Regions from separate parts of the Homo sapiens genome. Here all the other regions are linked to region 1. Evidence: chromatin loops called from intact Hi-C (ENCODE). Cell type or tissue: B cell. All regions are shown on one strand. Region 1 overlaps KASH5 (KASH domain containing 5). Region 2 overlaps CD37 (CD37 molecule). Region 3 overlaps LOC107985340 (a long non-coding RNA gene).

Evidence for each region. Peaks named below come from ENCODE experiments on the same cell type or tissue, not always from the same donor. Only the 100,000 strongest peaks of a DNase experiment are listed, where the experiment ranks them.
Region 2: it touches region 1 in a loop (5-fold over the local background); 3 of 110 quality-filtered maps call a loop at or near these places.
Region 3: a loop joins it to region 1, with 5 times the contacts of the local background. A loop is called at or near these places in 3 of 110 quality-filtered maps.

Annotation. Positions count from the first base shown.
Region 1 is chr19:49,389,278-49,394,277 of GRCh38, forward strand. It overlaps KASH5 (KASH domain containing 5), which reads left to right. Exons shown (of 20, transcript NM_144688.5): 2 at 1,512-1,649. The coding sequence starts at 1,607. Among named protein-coding and RNA genes, the nearest start is that of KASH5, 3.5 kb to the left of the region's middle. In B cell, CTCF peaks have their summits at 2,795 (motif pointing right) and 2,994; DNase peaks (open chromatin) are centred at 806, 1,054, 1,934 and 2,784; H3K4me3 peaks cover 744 bases; H3K27ac peaks cover 1,326 bases.
Region 2 is chr19:49,338,352-49,343,351 of GRCh38, forward strand. It overlaps CD37 (CD37 molecule), which reads left to right. Exons shown (of 8, transcript NM_001774.3): 6 at 349-585; 7 at 979-1,062; 8 at 1,900-2,255. The coding sequence ends at 1,977. It overlaps TEAD2 (TEA domain transcription factor 2), which reads right to left. Exons shown (of 13, transcript NM_001256660.2): 11 at 4,880-5,000; 12 at 4,087-4,239; 13 at 2,244-3,086. The coding sequence ends at 2,973. It also overlaps a transcript of SLC6A16 not described here. Among named protein-coding and RNA genes, the nearest start is that of CD37, 5.4 kb to the left of the region's middle. RefSeq lists enhancers at 1,113-2,088, 4,738-4,837. In B cell, no CTCF peak of the experiment used is centred here; DNase peaks (open chromatin) are centred at 620, 1,150, 2,110, 4,510 and 2 weaker places; H3K4me3 peaks cover 2,569 bases; H3K27ac peaks cover 4,210 bases.
Region 3 is chr19:49,223,331-49,228,330 of GRCh38, forward strand. All of the region lies in intron 1 of LOC107985340 (a long non-coding RNA gene), which reads left to right. Among named protein-coding and RNA genes, the nearest start is that of TRPM4, 68 kb to the left of the region's middle. RefSeq lists an enhancer at 2,749-2,798. In B cell, CTCF peaks have their summits at 1,733, 2,855 (motif pointing right) and 3,054; DNase peaks (open chromatin) are centred at 1,691 and 2,881.

The sequences.
Region 1 (5,000 bases):
AGAGACCCCCACAGAAATCAAAATCTCCAAAATCCAGCCAGACACTCCCCAGAAATCCAGTCAGAGACCCCCCCAAAATCCTGTCAGAGCCCTTGAAAGCCCGCCAAGGCCCACACCACCCAGAGCTCCTGCCAGGGCCCCATCCTGCTTCAGTGTCCCCGTCTCAGTCCCGTCAGACCCCCGAGATCAACCAACACCCCCGGGGTCCCTCAGGACTCCATCCCGAACCCACTCCGTGCGCCAGGGCCCAGCCAAGGCCATCGCCCCCCTTTGCACCCTGCAGGGTGTTCCAGACCCTGGAAGGGCCTCTCTTCAAAGACCCGTGTTTCCAGAACGGTGGCAGCGGGCTCACGTGGCTTGGGGAGAGCAGGCACTGGGGGAGCTGGGTGAGGACAGGCGAGCCCAGGCTCGACTGGTGGCCCCAAGGGGCGCCCGTGCCCGCTGTGATGATAGCAGCGCCCAGGTCTCTCTCTAGCCCCCAGAGTGCGGCCACTAAGGTTTTGGGTCGGCCTGGGTGGAATGGAGGCAGGATGGGGCCCCCCAAACTCCTGTCACTGCTGCAGGGACTGCCCAGAGCAGCTGCAAGTGGGGCTGGCAGGGATGAGGAGGAGGTGGCCTGGGCTTGGGGGACCATGTACATCCTGAGTTGGAACCCAGGGGAGCAGCAGGTTTGGGGCCATGATGAGGAGAGACCTAGGGGTTGCCCGACGGAGAGAAAAGGGACAGGAAGAGGCAGGAGCTTCAGAGACTACTCAATGCCACTCTAGCCTGAGGGACTGGAACTTAGTCCGGGGGCATTAGGGAGCCATGGGAGGATCAGGAGCAGGGGCAAGTCAGGATCAAACTCCCATGAGAAGCCAGCCGGCCAAATCCAGGCTGATGTGGCAAGAATGGCAGCTGCCCAGGGCTGTGTGGGAGCCAGACACGGCCCCTCGCTTCCCGGAAGAGGCCACGTGAAGCCGAAGCAGGATGCAGGAGGGCGTCCCAGGCAGAGACCTGGGCATGGGAGCGGTCCGCAGCTCAGAGTGGCTGGAGCATCATGTGCGATTTGGGGTGCTGAGGTGGGCGGTCAGCCATGCAGGGCCTTGGCGTCAGGGCCAGGGTCTCACCCGTACCCAGGATTCAGGGAGCCATGGAAGGGTACTTAGCAGGGGAGGGGCAGGTCAGCTCTGGGGCCCTGTGGGGACAGACTGGAGGACAAGCCTGGGGATAGGAGGCTGGGACAAAGGCCAGGGAAGAGGACCAGGCAGCCTGGACCGGCGGCAAGCCATGTGAAGAAAGGGAGGCAGTGACCTCCCCCACCCACCCACTAGCCCCTTTGATGTCAGCCACCTCGTTCTCCAGCCCACACCTCCAATCCATAAAACAGGTCAGAGCGGAGCTGCTCAGGTCACAGCGGGGGTGACAAACAGGTTGTGAGGACCCAGAGGTCCTGGGGCACAGGTGGGGCTAGGCAGGCCCCGACCCTTGGTGGCTGCTCTGAGGACACCATTTCCTGCTTCTCCTTCCAGGAGTGCTCGGGCCAGCTGGTCCTTTTCCCATCCCTCCCCATGAAGGAGGGAGGCTGGTAGCTTTGCCAGCAGCTGCGCCGCGGCAGGGGTGGCCCATGGACCTGCCCGAGGGCCCGGTGGGTGGCCCCACTGCGGAAAGTAAGTGGCTGGAACCCTATTTGCCCCGGGGAGGGTGAGGAGGGAGCCATGGGTGAATGGGTGCCAGGCTGTGACTCGGGGACTTGGGAGAGGTGGCTGGGGGTGGCTGAGCCTTTGCATGGGTGCAGAGTGGAAGGGAGGGAAGGGACTCTGGTAGATTAAGTGCCTACTCTATGCCCGCCCACCTGTCACTACCCCTTATCTCCTGTGGGGAGGCTGGACTGTGTGAGAGCGCAAGCAGCCGCACCCCTTACTCCATTCAGATCGCGGCCCAGATGGCACTTCTTACTTTATGTAAAGCAGCTGCCCTGTGACACTCTCTCCCCTGCCCCGCTTCATTTCTCTTCACAGTGCTCACATCTGTATGTCATGTTTTGTCTCTGTCTCCCCTGCTAGAGCATGAGCTCCACAAGGCAGCGTCTGTTTTATTCACTCTGGTATTCCCAGTCCCTAGAGCAGCGCTGTCCTGTGGAAGTATAATATGAGCCACATAGGTAATTTATTATTTTTTAAAAGAAAAAAGGAACAGGTGAAATGAATGTTGATAATGGATTTTCCTTATATAGCCAGACTAATACCCTGTATATTATATATGTATACAGGATATACATACATAGAGATATATATATGTATATAGCCAATATATAGCCAATATAAAAAATGTATCCAGATAATCTGTTTTTTTCATACTAAGCCCTAAAGATCTAGCGTGTACTTTACACTAACAGAGCATTTCAGTCTACACTCGCCTCAGTTCAGGTGCTCCAGAAGGAGAGACTGCCCTGTTGGCTGGGACCCCAGAGCAACTCCTGACTCACTGTGGGAGCTCACTTACTGTTGAGTGAACGGACGGATGTAGGTTGAACGGGTGTGAAAGCTGGCTTCAGAGGGTGGGGAGGAGGCACTGGGGTTGCCTCTCTGAAACTCATCTGCCAAGTGAGAGAGCCCAGTCTGATGGGGATGGTAGGGCCCCTTTCTTAGAGGCTCCCAGGCATCCACGGCACAGCCTGCGTCTTTTTCTACAAAGCCCCAGACCTCAGGAGGCTTTCCAGATAGGAGGGTCAGAGGTAGACACCAGGGTGTGGGAACCAGAGGACAGGCTGTCTAGTGACAGCCATCTAAACTTCACCTGCACCAGCAGAGGGCGTGCAGCCACCAGGATCCGGGTGGCAAGGGCTGAGACAGCTTCGAGAGGCTCTGGAAGGAAAGGTAGGAACACACCCAGAAGGAGAGATGGAGACAGAGGAAGGCAAAGGGAAAAAGAAACAGCAGAGGAAGGAAAGAGAAGACTTAGGGAATGGAGAGTCTCTGAGATATGGGAAGGGAAGCACAGAGACTGAGATACAGGGAAGAAAACGGGGACAAGCGACATGGAGGCAGAGAGACAGGACGTGGGGAAGAGAGACTGGGAGAAAGATAGAGAGAAAGAGCCAAAGAGAAATGTAACGAAGAGGCAAGGACAGAGACATAGAGGAGATAGAGACACTGAGGAAGGAGATCTTCCTGAGGAACAGAAATGACATCTCCCTGGGGGAATCCTGGGATGCGACTTCAGACACATGCTGATCCTCAGAGCCAGCACGACCTGATGCCAGTCCTGAGTTCTATTCCCAGCTTAGCTCTCTCTGGCAAGCAGCCCTGGGTGAACCATCTCATTGGGCCTCAGGGTCCTCGTTCATGTAACATGAGAAAGACACTGAGAGGGCTGGGTATGGTGGCTCACACCTGTAATCCCAGCACTTTGCGAGGCCAAGGTGGGCGGATCACTTGAGGTCAGGAGTTCGAGACCAGCCTTGCCAACAGGGTGAAACCCCATCTCTACTAAAAATACAAAAATTAGCTGGGCCTGGTAGCAGGCACCTGTAATCCCAGCTACTCGGGAGGCTGACGCAGGAGAATTGCTTGAACCTTGGAGGCAGAAGTTGCAGTGAGCGGAGATCACGCTACTGCACTCCAGCCTGGGTGACACAGCGAGACTCCATCTCAAAAAAAAAAAAAACAGTGAGAGGAGGAAAACAGACTGGGGCTAAAGCCCTGGTCTCCCCCTAACTGTGAGTCCACACGCCCCTTCCCAAGGGCCAAACCTAGGAGCATAGGTTCAAGACAGAGGGGGTGCAAATTTCACTCACTGCAGAGAATCCTGGAAGAGTTAGAGGGATGAGAAAGTTGACTCATATGTTAAACAGGGTGACCTTTGGCGAGTTCTTAGTTTCTCTATGCCTTAGTCCCCTCATTTGTAAAGTAGGGATTATAATAGCATCGATTATTATTATGCTAGTAGACAGTTCATGTAAAGTGCTCAGAAAAGGCCTGGCACCTACTAAATGCTCAATAAGTGTTCAATTCTATTCTTGAGTCCCCACCACGTGCCAGGCCTTCTGCCAAAGCCTTTCTAGATTGTATCTCATTTTCTCTCTAGGAAAGAGGTAACACCAACCCCATTTTCCAGAGGAAGAAACTGAGGCCCAAGAGAAGTTGAGTCCATTGCCCCAGGTGCCACCACTTGTCTGAGGCCAAGCCTCGGTTGCCCCCTGGATCTACCCCGTCCTGCAGCCTGTGCTCAGTGAGCTGCTGCACCCAGCTGTTCAAGGCCAGGGCAGGGAGCCTAGAAGTTCACTTCCAGCCCTGGGAGAGAGGCTGGGCCAGCCCAGTGGCTCCTGCAGTTGAGGATCTCTTCCTATGTCATGGAGCATTTGTTGAGCACCTGCCATCTGCAGGTGTTGTGGCTACAACAGTAGACAAATAGACCCCAGGACGTGTGTGTGTGTGTGTGTGTGTGTGTGTGTGTGTGTGTACATGCGTGTGCTTCACATACACAGAGCTAACTCAGCCCTGGTGAGGAGGATCACTCTACCCACCCCCCCAGTAGGGAAACCGAGGCTCTAACAGAAGAGACTTGCCCACAGATGTGCAGCTGGACTCTGCACCCAGGTCTGACACACTGATCCAGCTCATAACCATTCCCTCACTGCCCACCCTGTCTGGTTTACCCTATCCCTTCATGTCTCAGCCCCTGGCCATGGGCTCCAATGATGCCACCCTTGCCTTAGGGATGCAGGGAGGAGAGAGACCTGGTCCCCAGGGTGGGCTGGGAGACCGGAGATGCAGCAGGCGGGATCGATCTGGGCTGCCCATGCATTATTGGATTGTTCCTGGCTCCTGGGCCCCCCCTTCACTCTCAGCTCCTCCCAGAATCCTCTCTTCTTTGCCCTCCCCGACCCTGTCCCTCTCTGAGTCCAGCCTGGGAGGCTGGAGAGGAGAGGAGGAAAGGGTGATCTCAGAGCGTTCTTCTCTGGGCTCCTAAGCCAATTGGACACAAAAAGACAGCAGGGGGGACTTCCTGGTTTGAAA
Region 2 (5,000 bases), 51 kb before region 1:
TCCACCGGACCCCGCCCCCGATGAGACTCACATGGTCTCGCACTCCTATTCACCTGTCGGGTATCAGAGGCTCAATTGCACCACCCACCCAATCTCTAGTCCACAGCGCGACCCTGCAGCTCCTTCCCCAGCCCCAGGTCACCCCGTGACTCGTCTTTCCCAGCCCCATGTTCCCGTAATGTCCCCTGGCTCCGGCCCCATCGTGACCCCAGCCCACTGTCCCCCACTCCACACCCACCACTTAGTCCCCTGCTCCCCGACCTGACCTCATACCCATCACCTTGTCCCCTGATCCCCAACATCATATGTCTCCAGTCCCGGTCCCTCTGACTCGTATCCCTCTCCCAGCTGCGCTGCTGCGGCTGGCACTACCCGCAGGACTGGTTCCAAGTCCTCATCCTGAGAGGTAACGGGTCGGAGGCGCACCGCGTGCCCTGCTCCTGCTACAACTTGTCGGCGACCAACGACTCCACAATCCTAGATAAGGTGATCTTGCCCCAGCTCAGCAGGCTTGGACACCTGGCGCGGTCCAGACACAGTGCAGACATCTGCGCTGTCCCTGCAGAGAGCCACATCTACCGCGAGGTGGGCAGGGGTTCGGAGCATAAACCTGTCGAATGGGGCGGGGCCTGCGGGAGGGGGAGGGCTGTCAGTGAGTAGCGGCCTGAGAAAGGGCGGGGTCTACGAGAAAAGGAAAGGTACGGCAGGAGGGGCGGGGCCCTCTGAAGGGGGCGGGGTCTGCAGGAAGGGCAGGGCCTAAAGAAAAGGCTGGGCTGGCTCTGGAATACAGATGTCTAGGGAGGGGCCAGGCTTGGAAAAGGTGAAGCGAGGGTGCACTAGTAAGGAGACTAGAGTGCCCTGGTGACTAGGGGAGCGGGTAGATGCCTGAAGACGGTGAGGGTTGGCCTGAAAAGAACGCTGGGCCTGGGCTTGAGAGTCCCAGAAAGAATCCCTTTAACTTTTCCCTACACCCCCCAGGGCTGCGCGCAGGGCCTCCAGAAGTGGCTGCACAACAACCTTATTTCCATAGTGGGCATTTGCCTGGGCGTCGGCCTACTCGAGGTGATCTGGCCCCGCCCCCACCCGCGATCGGCCCTAAATCCCTAGATGGCCCTGCCCTTCATTTCGCGTCCTTCGGTTGCCTGGGAAGGACGAGCTCAGGGCGGAGCGCAGCCCACCCCGGCCCTCCCGCCGCTCCACCCAGCACCGGAGGGTGGGGGCGGCCCAGCTTCAGGGAGCCCTGATTGGGTGTACGCAGGGAAAGCCTCCTGCTATTGGCTGCGATCTCCCTCCCCTTTCTCCGCAGATGACTGTCATGGTGCTGAGCGTACAGCTACAGCGCAGGGCACTCCGCCGGAAATGCGAGCCGCACGTGCCGGGCGCTGGGGATTCGAGCCCCGGGCCCAGCCTGATCGCTGACGGCGGCGGCGGGCACAGCGGCAGTCTGTGGGGTGGCTGGGGCATGGCGGGTGCCTGCCCCAACTGGGGAGACAAGGCACCGCAGGGCAAGCTGCCCATGGCCCTGGGGCTCTGGCCGCTGTGGGTTCAAGACGAGGACCAGCCTGACACTGGAAGTGCGGGCGCAGAATTAGAGGAGGCACAATTAGAGGCTGAGGCAGAGGGGGAAGACAGATGAGCCTCCAAAATAAAGGACCCTGGGCTTGCTTCCGACCTTACTCCTTCTCAGCCTCTACCCCCACTTGTAGCAGCTATTCCCGCCTCATCAGCCAGCCCTGCGGCAGTTCCCGTCGAGCCCCGCCCTTTTCTACCTATCCCCTTCTCCAGCCCCTTCCCGCCCAATTCACGGCCCCACCCCTGACCTTTCTCGCCCGGGTGGGCATCACCCCCGTCTCGCCAGCACCCCTTCGACTTCTCTGACCTCATCTCCTTTCTCTATAGCTCGGGTTCATGACGCTCTCGATATTCCTGTGCAGAAACCTGGACCACGTCTACAACCGGCTCGCTCGATACCGTTAGGCCCCGCCCTCCCCAAAGTCCCGCCCCGCCCCCGTCACGTGCGCTGGGCACTTCCCTGCTGCCTGTAAATATTTGTTTAATCCCCAGTTCGCCTGGAGCCCTCCGCCTTCACATTCCCCTGGGGACCCACGTGGCTGCGTGCCCCTGCTGCTGTCACCTCTCCCACGGGACCTGGGGCTTTCGTCCACAGCTTCCTGTCCCCATCTGTCGGCCTACCACCACCCACAAGATTATTTTTCACCCAAACCTCAAATAAATCCCCTGCGTTTTTGGTAAAATAGCTTTATCCTCTGTCAGAACACAAACAAACAAACTTTGAGAGGGGAGGAAGGAAACCGTCTAGCTCAGGGCTCACTTAGGAGAGGGATGAGATTAGAAAGTTCAACACACTGCTTGTGCAGCGGAGATAAAGTCAAGACCCTAGCACCCACTTATAAATATCTCGTTATATTAAAAAAAAAAAAAATGTCCAGGGCCCACCTGGCTCTGCTCCTGCACAGAAAGGGTTCATCTTCACTTTGTGATCTCACAGGTCATGGAGTGAGGGTGGTAGAGAGGGGCAGAAATTTCAGGGGGAGGGGTGGCTGGGAAAAAGTAAAGGGGACAAGCCAATGTGTAACTAGCGCTCTCCAAGACATGCAGAGGAGTGGGGGTGGCCTGTCAGGGGCTGAAAAGAAAAGCCAGTGCTGTACCTGGGGGGTTGTCTCACTCCTGTCCCCACAATCCCTGATACTCCGGAGTGATCTGTCCTTTCAGACACCCACTGTGAGGTCCCAATATCGGGGTTTATCCTTTCCTCAGTCCCAGCCTGTTCAGCTCTCCAACCAAGTTTTGGGGGCCCCTCTAATGGGGGGGATGGCCCCAGTTGCTTAGGCCTCTGAGGTCAACCCCTTTACATCACAGCCCTCTCCCCAAATAAGAAGCATGAGGTGAGCTGGAGGACCCTCCCTGGGAGGAGGGTGTTCTGGGGGGTGAGCCAGTTTTGGGGTCCCCCTTCAGTCCCTGACCAGGCGGTAAATGTGATGCTGGGCCCCACGCTCGCTGGTGGAGACCTCGAAGACATAGGCGGTGCAGAGCAGCAGTTCCTGGGTGTCTCTGTTTGTCACCACCTGCCAGGAAGGCCAGGACAAGGGACTTATGCTTAGAAGGGAGGGCAGGGACCCCTGTGCCCCCCTGCCAAGCTATCATGGAATACCCAGCAGGCTCTTTTCCATCTCCAGGAAACAGGCCGCCACCATATCATGTTCCCCAGGAGAAAGGGATGCCCAAAAGTCAGTTCCCTGGGCAATGGGGGTTACCCCTCAGCTGAGCGTTGGCAGTTATGGTGTATCACATCTCAGGGTTAATCGGGTTCCCATCACATCACATTCCCTGGGTAAAAGGGGTCCCCATCATGTCACAAGTAAAGGGAGAACCCTCCCTGCAGGTTCCGCGGTCAAGGGGTCTCTGCCTCAGCAGTCCAAAAAGTTAAAGGGGCTCCCACCATATCATGTTCCTTGACAAGCTGAGGATCTGCCTTCGAGTGCCCTCCAGTCAGCTTCACCAGGGAAGGAGGGACCCACCTTATGTGCGAGTGCTGTGGGGCTGGGCGTGGTGGCTCACACCTGTAATCCCAGCACTTTGGGAGGCCTAGGCAGGTGGATCACTTGAGGTCGGAGATCAAGACCAACCTGGCCAACATGGTGAAACCCCATCTCTACTAAAAATACAAAAATTAGCCAGGCGTGGTGGGGCGTGCCTGTAATCCCAGCTACTCGGGAGGCTGAGGCAGGAGAATCACTTGAACCCGGGAGGCAGAGGTTGCAGTGAGCCGAGATCTTGCCACTGCACTCCAGCCTGGGCGACAGAGCGAGACTCCATCTCAAAAAAAAAAAGAGAGAGAGTGCTGTGACATCCCCACCCTGGGTGAAGGGTCCCCTAAACTAAGGGTCAATGGTGGGGTCCCCGCTGCATCAGTTTCCTAGTTAAAAGAGCCTCAGGCTGAGGGCTCACTTTGGAGTCCCTGCTGTGTCAGTTCCTGGGTGAGGAGATCCCCTAGACTGAGGGTCTGTTATAGGTACTGTCCCTCCACACTGGGGGGCCCCACTCCAGCCCAGCCCCAGGCATCACCTGGAGGATGGTGAAGTTTTCCAGGACGCTGTTCATCATGTATCGCTCAGGCAGCTGCCGCAACTTGTGCAAGAAATTCACCAGGTACTCGCACATGGGCGAGCGCAGCAGGCGGTACACAAATCTGCCGTCCTCCAGCTGGGCCCGTTCCGTCTGAACCAAGGGGAAGGGAGTTGGGAAAATGGTGGCTGAGAGACCCACGGGTCACCCCAGGAATTGAGCTCCACCCTGTGCCTCTAAGATGCCACCACACTCACTCTCACTGCCACCTTCCTTTCATCACCCCACCCACAGTGACTGGAGACTGGGCCTGAACCCTCGGAGATCCGAATCAGGATCTCTGAGCCTGCAAATCACAAGCCCCTCAAAGTGATTCTCTGAACCCCCAAAGACCTCTGGACTCCTCTAACCTCCCAGCCCTCAGATACCCTCCAAAGACCCCTCCATGACGTCTTCAAACTCTGACTTCTAAACTTGAGACTTCCCCAAGTCTCCAGCAACTGTAAGTGTGACTTCTGAACCTTCTTGCCCTAAGAACCTCTCCATATCCATAAGACCCTTCTCAATCTCAGTGACTCTAAGTCTCTATACTACACATTACCTGTCAGCCCGCAGAATGATCCCTGCCTGTGACTTCTGAACTGCCCATTAGCTCCCAACGCATGCATTAAACCCTCAAAGAGGCTGGGACCCACTCCCTCCATGCATACTCCCAAATGCCTGAGTCATGATGGCTTCTGGTCCATTCTGCACCCCCAAGTGCTGACCCAGAGCTCCACCCCTCCAGCCTCACCTCCACCTTCTCCACCACCTGCTTGCCAAAAGAGCAGACCTTGGAGGAACAGGTGAGGGTCATGTGTTCCAGGCTCTCATACTGGCTGCTCACTCCGTAGAAGCCACCACTGCTGATGCTG
Region 3 (5,000 bases), 170 kb before region 1:
CCAAGAGGCAGCATGGCTGTGGCCGCTGGGTCAAAGGGTCTCTGAAACCGAAGTGGTATCAGCAACAAGGACCTTGTTATTTGTTTCTTTGTTTTGAGACAGGGTCTTGCTCTGTCACCCAGGCTGAAGTACAGTGGCGCAAACATGGCTCACTGTAGCCTCAAACTCCCAGGGCCAAGGGGTCCTCCCCACTCAGCCTCCCGAGTAGCTGGGACCACACGTATGCACCACTACACCCAGCTAATTTAAAATTTTTTTGTAGAGATGAGGTCTCGCTATGTTTCCCAGGCTGGTCGTGAGCTCCTGAGCACAAGTGATGCAATCACCTCGGCCTCCGAAAGCCCTGAGATTACAGGCATGAGCCGCTATGCCCTGCCTTGCTATTTGATATTGAGCCTTCAGTGGGCTGAAAACATTAGTGAAGATCCCACCCTGCGAGTGTTTCTGGCCCCACCACGGTCCAATTTGGATCCAGTCCACAGCTGGGTGCAGGGCTGGTCAAAGATGCTGAGGACTGGGAGGGCTGAGCCTGGCCATCTGTGGAAGAGCAGAAAGAGAGGGGCCTCTGTGCCTAAGAACTTGCTGGGTCCTGGGAGGTACCTGGGTTGCAGCTCTGGCACTGATCCTGGAGGGAGGAGCCAAGTGAGCCGATAGAGAGGTCAATAATGAAGTTTTTTTGTTGTTTGTTTTTTGAGATGGAGTCTTGCTCTGTCGCCCAAGCTGGAGTGCAGTGGCATGATCTTGGCTCACGGCAAGCTCTGCTTCCTGGGTTCATGCCATTCTCCTGCCTCAGCCTCCCCAGTAACTGGGACTACAGGTGCCCGCCACCATGCCTGGCTAATTTTTTGTATTTTTTATAGAGACGAGGTTTCACCGTGTTAGCCAGGATGGTCTCGATCTCCTGATCTCATGATCCACCCGCCTCTGCCTCCCAAAGTGCTGGGATTACAAGTGTGAGCCACCATGCCCGGCCCTTTTTTTTTTTTTTTTTTTTTTTTTGAGATGGAGTTTCACTCTTGTTGCCCAGACTGGAGTGCAATGACGCGATCTCTGCTCACTGCAAGCTCCGCCTCCCAGGTTCAAGCAATTCTCCTGCCTCAGCCTCCTGAGTAGCTGGGACTACAGGTGTGCACCACCACACCTGGCTAATTTTGTATTTTTGGTAGAGACGGAGTTTCTCCATGTTGGTCAGTCAGGTCTTGAACTCCTGACCTCAAGTGATCCGCCCGCCTCGGCCTCCCAAAGTGCTGGAACTACAGGTGTGAGCCACCGCGCCCGACCAACAATGAGTTTTTTTCCCCTGCCTTTGCTGTCCCCCTGGGATGCCCCCCAGCCCCAAGTTGCTCCAGGGCTGAGGCTGTAGTCCCTGACCCACAGACTTCTTGGTCCAAGTACCTGAATTCAACCAGTCAGGCTCCCAGTGGGAAGGGAAGCTGAAGAGATCTCGTTGGGTGTGGCACCTAGAGCCAATTCAATGTCCCGCTGTGTGGTTTCCACGACTGAGCGGGTGTAATTGGTACTGATGCTTTACATGCTCGAAAAAACTACACATGCCTTGTTATCAGAGGATTCTACCAGTCGGAGGCTGTGGCATATGCCGCCCTCTTCACCTCTACCAGAAACAATGTGGGATCCCAGTAGAAAAGGAAACACAACTGTAATGACTAAATGGCTGCTGGAGTGCTCCGGGAAGCCGTTTCCCAGTGCCACAGTGCCACCTGCCTGACACGGCCACCAAGTACACTCCTTTTAAAAAGAAAGGGCAGCTGGGCTGGGTGCGGTGGCTCACACCAAGAGGTGGGTGGATTGCTTGAGTCCAGGAGTTCAAGACCAGCCTGGGCGACATAGTGAAAACCCATCTCTGTTTTTTTTAAATTAAAATTTTATTTATTTATTTTGAGACAGAGTCTTGCTCTGTGACCAGGCTGGAGTGCAGTGGTACGATCTCGGTTCACTGCAACCTCCACCTCTGGGGTTCAAGCGATTCTCCTGCCTCAGCCTCCCCAGTAGCTGGGATTACAGGCACCTGCCACCATGCCCAGATAACTTTTGTATTGTTAGTAGAGACTGGGTTTCACCATGTTGGTCAGGATGGTCTTGATCTCTTGACCTTGGGATCTACCCACCTCTGCCTCACAAAGTGCTGGGATTACAGGCGTGAGCCACCGTGCCCGGCCCTGTCTCTCTTCTAATAAATAATAAAAAAAGAAAAGAAGGCCGCTATGAATCACTATTAAGCTCTCCTTGAAAGCAAACGCCTGGCTTGTGGTGGCCTTTGACTCCCCAGCCTCACACCCTTGTTCTCGGGTAGGTTAACTGCAGCTTCACTAGCAATACCGGAAATGGCCAAAGGTAAAGGGTACGTCTAAGAGCACAGCTGGTCTGGTCCTCAGGTCTTCTGAGTTTTACATACAAAAGTCACAGCTACCCCTGTTTCTTCTGTTTTCTGTTTCGAGACGGTCTTGCTGTGTTGCCCAGGCTGGAGTGCAGTGGCATGATCGTGGCTCACTGCAGCCTGGAACTCCTGGGCTCAAGCGATCCTCCCACCTCAACCTCCTGAGTAGCTGGGACTATAGGCATGCGCCAGCATACCCGGTTAATTTTTTAATTTTTTTTTTTTCCAGAGACAGAGTCTCGCTGTGTTGCCCATGCTGGTCTTGAACTCCTGGGCTCAAGCAATCCTCCTGCCACGGCCTCCCAAAGTGCTGGAATTACAAGTGTGAGCCGCCGCACCCCGCAGCAGCTACCCCATTTGGAGAAAACTCTCCTCCACTCCCCTGCCTGAGGCAATTCCTCTGGCTCAATGGGGCCCTCAATTCAAACGGGTTCCCTTAAACGGCTGGGCGCATTCCACTATGTTAAACCTAAAGATGTCCACTAGGGGGCAGCAACCACCTAACCCCAACACCAACTCCGGAAGACATTGATTGCAGTTTGGTTGATATTTAAGGTATTCAATGGGACTTTGTAACTTCCTCACTATCTGCGGGTGTCTGGTATTATTGATTGTTGGATCATCTTCCTCAAGAATCAGCTCAAAAAGGTTTCTGGTTTCCCCTTCCTACCTCTTCCTGATCCACACACTTTATTTATTTATTTTTTGAGACAGATGCTCTGTTGCTCAGGCTGGAGTGCAGTGGTGCCATCTCGGCTCACTGTAACCTCTGCCTCCTGGGTTCAAGCGATTCTCCTGCCTCAGCCTCCCAAGTAGCTGGGATTATAGGCGTCACCATGCCTAGGTGATTTTTGTATTTTTAGTAGAGATAGGTTTCACCATGTTGGCCAGCTGGTCTCGAACCCCTGACCTCAAGTGATCCACCCGTCTTGGCCTCCCAAAGTGGGGGGATCACAGGCGTGAGCCACCACACCCGGCCGCACACACTTTACTCAGGCCGTTTGGTCACTGAATGTGGCAGTCCCAGAAGAGGCTTCATCTCTTCTTGGCTGCATCTTGGATAGTCCCTGAGACAGAAGTGTTGGAGGAGTTACAGAGACCCGAGGTCAGGAGATCGAGACCATCCTGGCTAACATGGTGAAACCCCGTCTCTACTAAAAATACAAAAAATTAGCCGGGCTTGGTGGCGGGCGCCTGTAGTCCCAGCTACTCAGGAGGCTGAGGCAGGAGAATGGCATGAACCCGGGAGGCGGAGCTTGCAGTGAGCCGAGATCACACCACTGCACTCCAGCCTGGGTGACAGAGCAAGACTCCGTCTCAAAAAAAAAGTACAATTTTGCCCGCTGACCATTGTTGGGAATGATGCATCTTTCTTTCCGCTGGACAGCCTGGTGGTCATGCCCTCCAGATGGCAGTTGAGTCCTGAGGGGGCCAAGTAGGGGATTCAAACTAATGCTGGTTTAGGCACCAGAATCCCCTTGTTGGACCGACATGGTGCTAGATCAGGAGTTGGCACACTATAGCCTGTGGGATACATCTGGCCTGTGACCTGTTTCTGTGTGGTCTATAAACTAACAAAGCTTTTCATATATTTTAAAGAATGTGTTGTTGTTGTTGTTGTTGTTGTTGTTTTTGAGATGGAATCTCGCTTTGTCGCCCAGGCTGGAGAGCAGTGGTATGATCTTGGCTCACTGCAAGCTCCGCCTCCTGGGTTCACGCCATTCTCCTGCCTCAGCTTCCCGAGTAGCTGGGATTAAAGGTGCCCGCCACCATGCCCGGCTAATTTTTGTATTTTTAGTAGAGACGGGGTTTCTCCATGTTGGCCGTCCTGGTCTTGAACTCCTGACCTCAAGTGATCCACCTGCTTCAGCCTCCCAAAGTGCTGGAATTACAGGCGTGAGCCACGGCTCAGCCAAGAATTGTTTAAAAAAAAAAAAAAAAAAAAAAAGCCAGGTGTGGTGGCTCACCTCTGTAATCCTAGCACTTGGGGAGGCTGAAGCAGAAGGATCACTTGAGCCCAGGAGATCAAGACTAGCCTGGGCTATGTGGTGAAAGCCTGTCTCTACAAAAAATTAAAAATTAGCTGGGTGTGCTGGTGCACGCCTGTAGTCCCAGCTACTCGGGAGGCTGAGGTGGGAGGATCGCTTGAGCCTGGGAGGTCGAAGCTGCAGTGAGATATTATTGTACCACAGCTCTCCAGCCTCAGTGACAGAGCAAGATCTTGTTTCAAAAAGAAAAAAGAAAAAGATGACTATGCCACAGAAAACAAATGCCCTACAAAACCCAAAATACTATTACCTGGTTCTTTCCAGAAAAAGTTGGCTCACTCCTGTGTTAGTTGAAACAACCTGCTGATATTACTTATGTGGCTTAACTGAGACAATGTAACGGTAATTCCAGCCAAGCTTAACAACAAAATCCAATGACTGTCTCTTCTCAGGTTGGGGAGGTAAGCTGTGGCATGCCCATTGTGGATGGGGGTTGCTTTTAGGCTCATCTGTTGTCACCCTGTAATTGTTTGTAAAGACATCAAAGATCAGATCAGTTTTTTTATTTTTAAATTTCTTTTTTTGGTATTTTAGCAGATCAGCCTAAAGTTCTCTGC